2 separate regions of the Homo sapiens genome follow, and region 1 is linked to region 2. Evidence: chromatin loops called from intact Hi-C (ENCODE). Cell type or tissue: Caco-2. All regions are shown on one strand. Each heading gives the region's core, and the rest is flanking DNA. Links, peaks and the distances in the headings are about the cores only.

Region 1 (4,392 bases), core at 126-4,125, 200 kb before region 2:
CTCTTCCTTTACAAGCTCTGGCCTGAGAACGGATGAGTTTTTTATTTTTTTTCCAGCACTCAATCTGTTAACGACTTTGAAGATCCCTGACTAAAACCAAATAATAATTACACTAATTACACTTAATTGTGAGCATTTATATCACACTTACTATTTCCGAGCACCGCCATAAGCACCTTACTCATCCTGAATAGGCACGCTGTTCCTCGGTTATTCCTCACTGTAATCATCTCCATTCACAGAGGAGGAAGGCGAGGCACAGAGAGACTAATGTGCCCAAAGTTCCACAATAAGGAAATGGTGGCAGCAACCTCCCGAGAGCCAGGCCTGACGGGCCTCTGCCAGGGCCCCACGCTTTAGATGGCCTGCTCTGGCCTCTGTCTGGCGGTGCCCTCCCCACAAGGCAAGGAGCCCTCGGAGCCAAGGGGAAGGCTCACTTCCTGCTTGTGGACTACACTTGGGAGCACACACTGTGGAATTCCAGCCCACACAGCCATGAGGCTGCTGCCAGGGCCTCTCCCCAGGCCTGTCTTCCTTTGGGTGCATGCTGCCACCTCAGTGGGCCCAAATGGTGGCCGCAGGGCAGCTCTTTATGAAAAGTGTGGACAGAATTTGAACCAGCAGTCTCACTGTCCACACGTGGCCCCTTTGAAGGTGTGACAGAGCAGGGCGTGGGAAGAGGAGGGCGAGCCATGGGCCTCCCCACACTCCCTCCTCCAGACACAGAACTGTGTGGAGCCCCAGAGTTCTGCATTCACACCTGGCCTTCCAGGTCATTGAGAAGTTTATGTGTCAACGTAGGAGGGTGGAGTGTATTCTCCTTATGTCTGTCGGCTTGACTGACAGCTTTAAAGTATTTTAAATATTTAGACATGTGGTCTGTGGCCTCCTTCCATCCTCCCCTCTGGGCCCACAGATCCTGGGGTGGGTCTGAGTGGCAGAGCTAGGCGTGGACCCAAGAAGCCTGGCCCGGGCTCCCTCCCATGCTGCACCCGGGAAGCCTTTGTGTTCCGAGCCACGCGCCTTCCCAGAGGATGCCCTGCACCTTGGCTGTCCAGTCCTGTCCCCCATTTGCTTCTCCCCTGGGAGCTCAAATATGGGTCATTCCCACCGTATCCAGCAAACTGCACGACGCTCTCTCATGGGAGGCCTGCTCTTGCTGGCATCCTGAGCTGGTCACCAGTGATCCGTAGAGTGGTTCGAAGCGTATGTTTTGGGTTTGAATGCCAGTTCCACCACTTATTAACTGTGACATCAGGCAAATTATGTAAGCTCTTAGCCTATTTTGTGTTCTGTTTTCAAGGATTAAGTGGGAATGTCTACACATTCAGTAAATGTTTGTCATCGTCATGGCACTCCACCATTTGCTCTGCGGTCTGGGGACAATGCCCTGTGGCTCAGCCGTTTCTCCAGGAAGCTGCCTCAGGTGGACGCCAAGCACAGAGCTGGCAGGAGCAGGGACTAAAATAAACAGCCACAGAGTCCCCAGTGGGAAGTCCTAGGCCCTGGGCACAGCTGAGCTGGAAGGGATGAGGTGACCCGTTTTCCCTGCAGTGCTCAAAGTGGGATTCTTATGAGCTGCTGGGAGCCATGCAGTCCTGGAACGTGGCAGGCACGTCACCACCTTGAGGATTCTCTATGTACTTCCCTGCAAAATTCTTCTGCCTGTGACATGTGCCACCTGCCATCTTCCCCTTTGCTAATAATGATTGCACCACACACTCAGACACAAACACACATTCACAGACATGCAAATTGTTTTCAATTCTTTTTTTTTTTTTTTTTTTTTTGAGGTGGAGTCTTGCTCTGTTGCCCAGGCTGGAGTGCAGTGGTGTGATCTCGGCTCACTGCAAGCTCCGCCTCCCGAGTTCACGCCATTCTCCTGCCTCAGCCTCCCGAGTAGCTGGGACTACAGGCGTCCGCCACCATGCCTGGCTAATATTTTTGTATTTTTAGTAGAGATGGGGTTTCACCGTGTTAGCCAGGATGGTCTCGATCTCCTAACCTCGTGATCCACTCGCCTTGGCCTCCCAAAGTGCTGGGATTACAGGCGTGAGCCACCATGCCCGACCTGTTTTCAGTTCTTTTTAATAGCTAAATATAAAGCATCCCTTGACAAGAGTTTAATTTGTCATATTGAGAAATGAAGGCTGCCTTTCAACTCACTATGAAACCTACCTTGAGCAAAGTATTACAGTGGGTGGGGCTAAGGAAGAAAGCAGCAGGGATTTCTAAAGAACAGGATGTTGAGGCTGACATTCTTTTGTTTACCCTATTTGGGAAGAAGTGGGGTCTGAATTCATGTGGCAGAACTGAACCTGCGCCGTCCTAACCTGGGCGCAGTGGCTCTCAGAAGGGCGTGGTCCCAGTGCAGGCTGCAGACCCAGTTGGTTTTCTCTTTTCTCTGCTCCAACACCTGGAAGTCAGGCCTGAGTCATCTGTTTTCAGCAGATACAAGCTTTAGGTCTGAGATGTGAACCTGCTGGGCGTCTGGGGATAGACGTGACAAATGGTTTCCGATCCAGCTCCACCACTTACTAGCTGATGATATTGAGCAAGTTAATTACCCTCCTGGTGCCTCAACCATCTCGTCTATTAAATATGTCTACTAACAGTTTCTGTTTCACAGGGTAATTTGTGGATTAGGTGAACAAATACTTGTAAAACAAGTGACTAGCAAGAGTAAACAGTCATGTTGCTTATCATCGCTATTAACAACGCCAAGAGACCAGGCCAGAGGCTGGGGAAATGCCACCATATTCGCATTTTCAATAGCCCCCAAGTGATCCCGACGCTGGCCTGAGGAGGGTGTGTAATGGGGACGTGAGCCCAGGCTGTGGGGGGCGCCTTGCAGCCCACTAGGGGCTTGGGTTCTATTCTGAACAAATGGGGTGGCATGTAAAGATTCTAGTTTTGCCATGGAGAGTCCTTGGGGTCTTTTCTAGGATGTGGTGGTCTGGCTGGCGACTGAGGGTGTCCACTCAGAAGTGCCAAAGGAGGAGGTGGAACGTGTTCTGAGGCCCGAGGAAGATGTTCCAAGAAATGGAACAATGGACGAATAGAAACATAGGAGTAAAGGCATCTGGAGAGGGCCTGGCTGTGGGAGCCAGACAGACCCAGGTGAGGCCAGGTTGTGTCACTCACAAGCTCTGTGTTCTTGAGCAAGATCCTTAACCTTTTTAACTTCAGTTCCCTCACCTGTAGAATGGGGCTGACCTCAGAAGGTGGTCATGAGGGCTGCATACGATGATATATGTCAAGGGCTCCCACGAGGTAAGCTTGGCGGGCAGCCCTATCTGTTGTGAAGGAATTTTTTTTTTTTTTTTTTTTTTTTGAGGCAAGAGTCCTGCTCTGTCACCCAGGCTGGAGTGCAATGGCGCGATCTCGGCTCACTGCAACCTCTGCCTCCCGGGTTCAAGCGGTTCTCCTGCCTCAGCCTCCCGAGTAGCTGGGATTACAGGTGCATCCCACCACATCTGGCTGATTTTTGTATTTTTAGTAGAGACGGGGTTTCACCATGTTGGCCACGCTGGTCTTGAACTCCTGACCTCAGGTGATCGACCCACCTCGGCTTCCCAAAGTGCTGGGATTACAGGTGTGAGCCACTGTGCCTGGCCTGTTGTGAAGGTTTTTGTTGGGCAGTTGGAGAAGTGAATGTGGCGGCTGTCAGGGTCAGCATTGTCCAGGAGGGAGAGAGGTGGCATGGAGACAGGAGCAGCCCAGGCATGAGTGGGAAGAGAGGATTTCCCGGGCCCACCATTCCTGGGTGAAATGCTCCTCAAGACTTGGCTCCATTTCTGTGCTAACCAAACTTACCACCAATTATTGCTGTGCCTCGGGGGATAGGCAAGGGGAGGGGCGTGGCTGTGGAAAGAGGATGGGGCAATTGGGATTCACTCTGAGTTAGTAAGATGGCTTTCTGGCTCATTCTTCCAATTCACGTGACTTATTCTGACTTCTCCAGAGGGCCTGCTCATCTGTGGGAGCACGGATGTGTTCTGGTTTCTAACCCTATCAGGTTGGGGGGCAGACCCTGGTGGTGGCAAATTGTCCCAAGTAGTTAAGGCCCCTCAGTGAGGCCTCTTGACAGTGGCCAGTGGACCTTACCCCAGCCACCTGCCTCCCACCACTCAGACGTTCTTCCCTGCCAGCACAGCTGTCACTGTGAGGTTGCTGAAGAACTGACAGGAGAAATCATTTGTTAAATGCAGCTTCAAATGTCCATGGTGTAGTCCCATCACACCTCTCCAGCCCCATTGCCCCAGCCTTCCAATCAAAACAGCCTGCCTTTCTGCTTCTGCTCACACCTCCCTCCGCATGAAACACCCTCCTAGGCCTCCTCTTGAAAGGGCTCTTAGTACCATAAGCCACAGTTGTCTTTCCCACCGCGGA
Region 2 (4,392 bases), core at 319-4,318:
GCCAGGGGGCCTCCAAGATCAAATTTTAGATTATATTAATCACTTAACCCATTGGGGATAAAATGATAATATTATTGGAAACCCTCCCCAAAGGTTGCTTCTCAAGTTTAGCAAAGTTTAGCAAAGATCCCAAGTCTGTCCCAAATACAACCCTAGAAAACATATTCATAGTTCCATAGGGTGTTTTCCTTTAGCTTCAGGATCTTTTGAGATATGACAGATGGATTTTATCTAGCTACTACCATCTCAATGATATAAATTTGTTTTGGTTATGATTTATATGTTTTCCCACTGGGTGGAAGCCTTTCCCCATTGCAGACTAACAGCCTAAGCAGTAAGTTAAATCTTATTAGGAAAAAATAATCCCCATATGGGGTGTACCCTCAGAACTGTACAGTGACGAAGGCACTCATTTTGCTAGGCAGAATATAAAATCAATATGTAAAATTTTGCCTATTCTGCATTTCCACTGTGGCCACCACTGACAGTCCTCTTGATTAGTGGAACATACTGATGGAACAATTAAGACTCAATCGGCGCCAGGCACGGTGGCTCACGCCTGTAATCCCAGCACTTTGGGAGGTCGAGGCGGGCAGATCATGAGATCAGGAGATCGAGACCATCCTGGCTAACACAGTGAAACCCTGTCTCTACTAAAAATACAAAAAAAAAAAAAAAAAAGATTAGCCGGGCGTGGTGGCGGGCACCTGTGGTCCCAGCTACTCAGGAGGCTGAGGCAGGAGAATGGCGTGAACCGAGGAGGTGGAGCTTGCAGTGAGCCAAGATTGTGCCACTGCACTCCAGCCTGGGCGACAGAGCGAGACTCCGTCTCAAAAAAAAAAAAAAAGGACTCAATTGGCAAAATTAGTTGAATCTTTCAGTCTGTACTGGCCAAAAGTTTTGCCCTTGGTGCTGTTTAATCTTAGACCTACCCCTTTTGGAAAACATTGGTTATCCCCATTTGAGATAATTACTGGAAGACCCATGCACTTTATGAATCAAATCTAATCAAAGGTCACGTGCTCACCTACTGTAAGGAACTGGTCCAGGTGTTATAAAAAAATTTGTTTTTCAAGGCTAAGTCTCCTGAACGGACATCTCAATCTGATGGTTATCTGAAATTAAAATTTACCAGGAACCACTCTGCTGCTCAGTCTTGGAATAAGAAGCAGGCAACGTGAGAAGCTGACAGCTGGCCCAAGTGTCTGGCCCCTGCCTGTATAAGACTCCAAAATATTACTCACTCTTTATTACCCTTGTTCTAATTTTTATCCTAATTATAGAACTACTTTATCTGTCATTGAAAGTCTACAAGGACCACAACAACATGTGCCAATCCTTGTACTTCTGCCAAAATAAATTTCTTTTCTTTCTTTTTTTTTTTTTTTAGACAGAATCTCACTCTTTCGCCTAGGCTGGAGTGCAGTGGCATAATCACAGCTTACTGCAGCCTTGAACTGGGCTCCAGCAATCCTCCTGCCTCAGCTTCTTGAGGAGTTGAGACTACAGGTGCACACCACCACACCTGGCTAACTTTTAAACCTTTTGTAGAGACAGGGTCTCACTATGTTGCCCAGGCTGGTCTCAAACTCCTGAGCTCAATCTGCCTGCCTCGGCCTCCCAAAGTGCTGGGATTACAGGCGTTCACCATCATGCTCAACCTTTAAAATGGGTTTTCCTAAATAATTTAAACCTCACATGAATACCTTTTCAAACCTGGGAGAACTTATTTTTAAATCACCTCTTAAATTTTTCCCCCCAAAAAGCAACAATGGCTTACAACAAAAATATTTCACTGAATTGTTTACAGAAGATAATCCATTTTCTAAGTATATTAACAAAATTTACAATTTATTAATTTTAATAAAAATTCATACATGTCTTTTGGTATCTAGAAAGCTGACCTAGTGATTCAAACAGAAAAGATTAGATTCCTGAAATACACTTCTGATTCTATCACTGACTCATTGTGCAGGCTTAAGCAAGTTATCTAATCTCCTGGTATCTTAGTTTCTGCACCTATAAAATGGAGGTAATAATATTTGCTATAAGATAACATCAGCTATGCACTTGAAGAACCTCAGATGGAAGGCGCCAGAAATATGTTGCTATCTGCAGCATGACCTCATACTGTCTGAGAAATGGACCTTACCAGGCTTGTTGATTATCCCAGCACCTTACTTCCAAACTTCTCCTGTTCAACTTACTTTTTTACTTTATTCGTTTCTATTTACCGGGTACTCTTTATGTATTTTAATTTCATTGGCTGTTTTTATTGTTTTGAGGAGAATTGATACTTTGAAGAAACCATGAAACTAAAACTTTAATTTTTTTGTTTAAATTATTATGTTTAAAATTTGAAACAAATTTTTTAAAGCACTTAACTTTCCAATTATGGGAGATGGCTGTAGCTATGAGAGTTATATTAGCCTTATCCATTCATTCCTCTTGTTTACTTAGAGTTTATTTCACATTAATGTTAGCATGCACATATTTACATTACTCCCTGTATACTTTACAAAAGCTTTAAGGCAGATGTTGAGACTGCTATAAATTTGGATGTTTGTGTTCCTTTTCTGCAGGAACGAGATAACAGGTGATATAAGGGCAAAGGGTTCATTGCTTAGAGCTAAATCTAAGCTTAACCTATAGTCCAACCAGCTAATACATGTAGATCTCCTTTGGGCAAACTGCAAAGGTCAAAGGGCCACCTTGGGAATAACCAGATGACTTAAAAAAACAGAACTGCTGATTCAATAACAAAACTTAGAGGTAAAGCCAGAGATAGGAAGTTGGCTGCATTTTCTGAACACAAAAGTACTTCGTTCCCTCTCTCTGCCAACTTGCTTATTCAAGGCTAATGAAAATATTTCAGAGGAGCAAACCTTTGGTCTTTGGAACTTGCCTGTTAACAATAGAAAGCTTAATTCTTTGGAACTATTTCCAAAGGAAAAGATTTCATTGGAATTTGCTCACTCAGATCTTATATTTCAAGCAGCAAGTATTACACTACTCCAACACAGTTTGAGATGCCTGTTGAATGTTGGACAGATCATGGACTATAAGTGATTCTCTTTCAGAGGCTATATCAAGCAAAATATTCTGGGCTTTACATTATATTAAGCTATTACAAACTTTGCCAATTTTATAGAATCAGCATTGACAGAGACTTTAAATATCATCTAGTTCAATTTCCTTTTTTTTTTTTTTTTTTTTTTGAGACGGAGTCTCACTCTGTCGCCAGGCTGGAGTGCAGTGGCGTGATCTTGGCTCACTGCAACCTCTGCCTCCTGGGTTCAAGTGATTCTCCTGCCTCAGCCTCCTGAGTAGCTGGGACTGCAGGTGCGTGCCACCACGCCTGGCTAATTTTTTTTAACTTTAGTAGATATGGGGTTTCACCATGTTGGCCAGGCTGGTCTCGAACTCCTGACCTCGTGATCCGCCCGCCTCAGCCTACCAAAGTGCTGGGATTACAGGCGTGAGCCACCACGCCCTGCCCAACTTACTTTCAAATTAGGACATCAGAACCATAATAGGCCTTTGTTATTAGAGAGCATTCTACCTAACAGAGTTCCAAACATTATTGTCAGGTTTTTATCTCTATAAAGAGGTGTAAATTTCACTAGATAATCCGGTGATTCTATGGGCCAGGCAGTATGTTTCCTCAACATACATGCATTATGTGTTTTTTTTGTTAGTGTAAGTATGGACTTTATTTTTTTTAAAGTCTTTTGAGGACTACAAATTACAAAGTAAAAGCAGATCACTACATAGAAATCTAGTGAATACATTTTGCCTGTGCATGAAAACTTTATCAAAGTTATTCATTTAACAAATTCACCCCATTCACAATATTCAGCTATAATGTTCTTTTAAAGGTTACTATACCTTTATTTAAAATTATGTTACGTTATTCCCTCAAAATGAACTTTTAAACGACAAACTTTTGGCTCATAAGAATGGCACCTTCAAAAGGGATGACTTCCACTCAGTCTCTGGTGGCATTATTCCAGGCTAGTTTCTTTCACCAGTTAAAAACCTTCAAAATGTTCACTTTTAACACAGTCTTTCCATAAAAAATATGGCTACATTCCACCACCACCTCCCCAAGCATCGTATGCTTATATTATTTAATGCCATTTTTGCTCCTTAAGAAGTGGATACTGCCTGAGTATGGTGGCTCACGCCTGTAATTCCAGCACTTTGGGAGGCCGAGGCGGGTGGATCACTTGAGTCCAGGAGTTCTAGACCAGCCTGGGTGACACAGCGAATCCATCTCTACAAAAATTAGCTGGGTGTGGTGGTGTGTGCCTGTAGTCCCAGCTACTCAGAAGGTTGAGGTGGGAGGATTGCCTGAGCCCGGGAGGCGGAGGTTGCAGTGAGCCAAGATCA

Evidence for each region. Peaks named below come from ENCODE experiments on the same cell type or tissue, not always from the same donor. Only the 100,000 strongest peaks of a DNase experiment are listed, where the experiment ranks them.
Region 1: a loop joins it to region 2, with 23 times the contacts of the local background. A loop is called at or near these places in 1 of 110 quality-filtered maps.

The regions. Positions count from the first base shown.
Region 1 is chr1:180,125,084-180,129,475 of GRCh38, reverse strand. No RefSeq gene overlaps it. Among named protein-coding and RNA genes, the nearest start is that of QSOX1, 28 kb to the left of the region's middle. In Caco-2, for the core only: no CTCF peak of the experiment used is centred there; a DNase peak (open chromatin) is centred at 2,515.
Region 2 is chr1:179,928,777-179,933,168 of GRCh38, reverse strand. All of the region lies in intron 2 of LOC101928933 (a long non-coding RNA gene), which reads left to right. Among named protein-coding and RNA genes, the nearest start is that of CEP350, 24 kb to the left of the region's middle. In Caco-2, for the core only: no CTCF peak of the experiment used is centred there; DNase peaks (open chromatin) are centred at 2,098 and 2,698.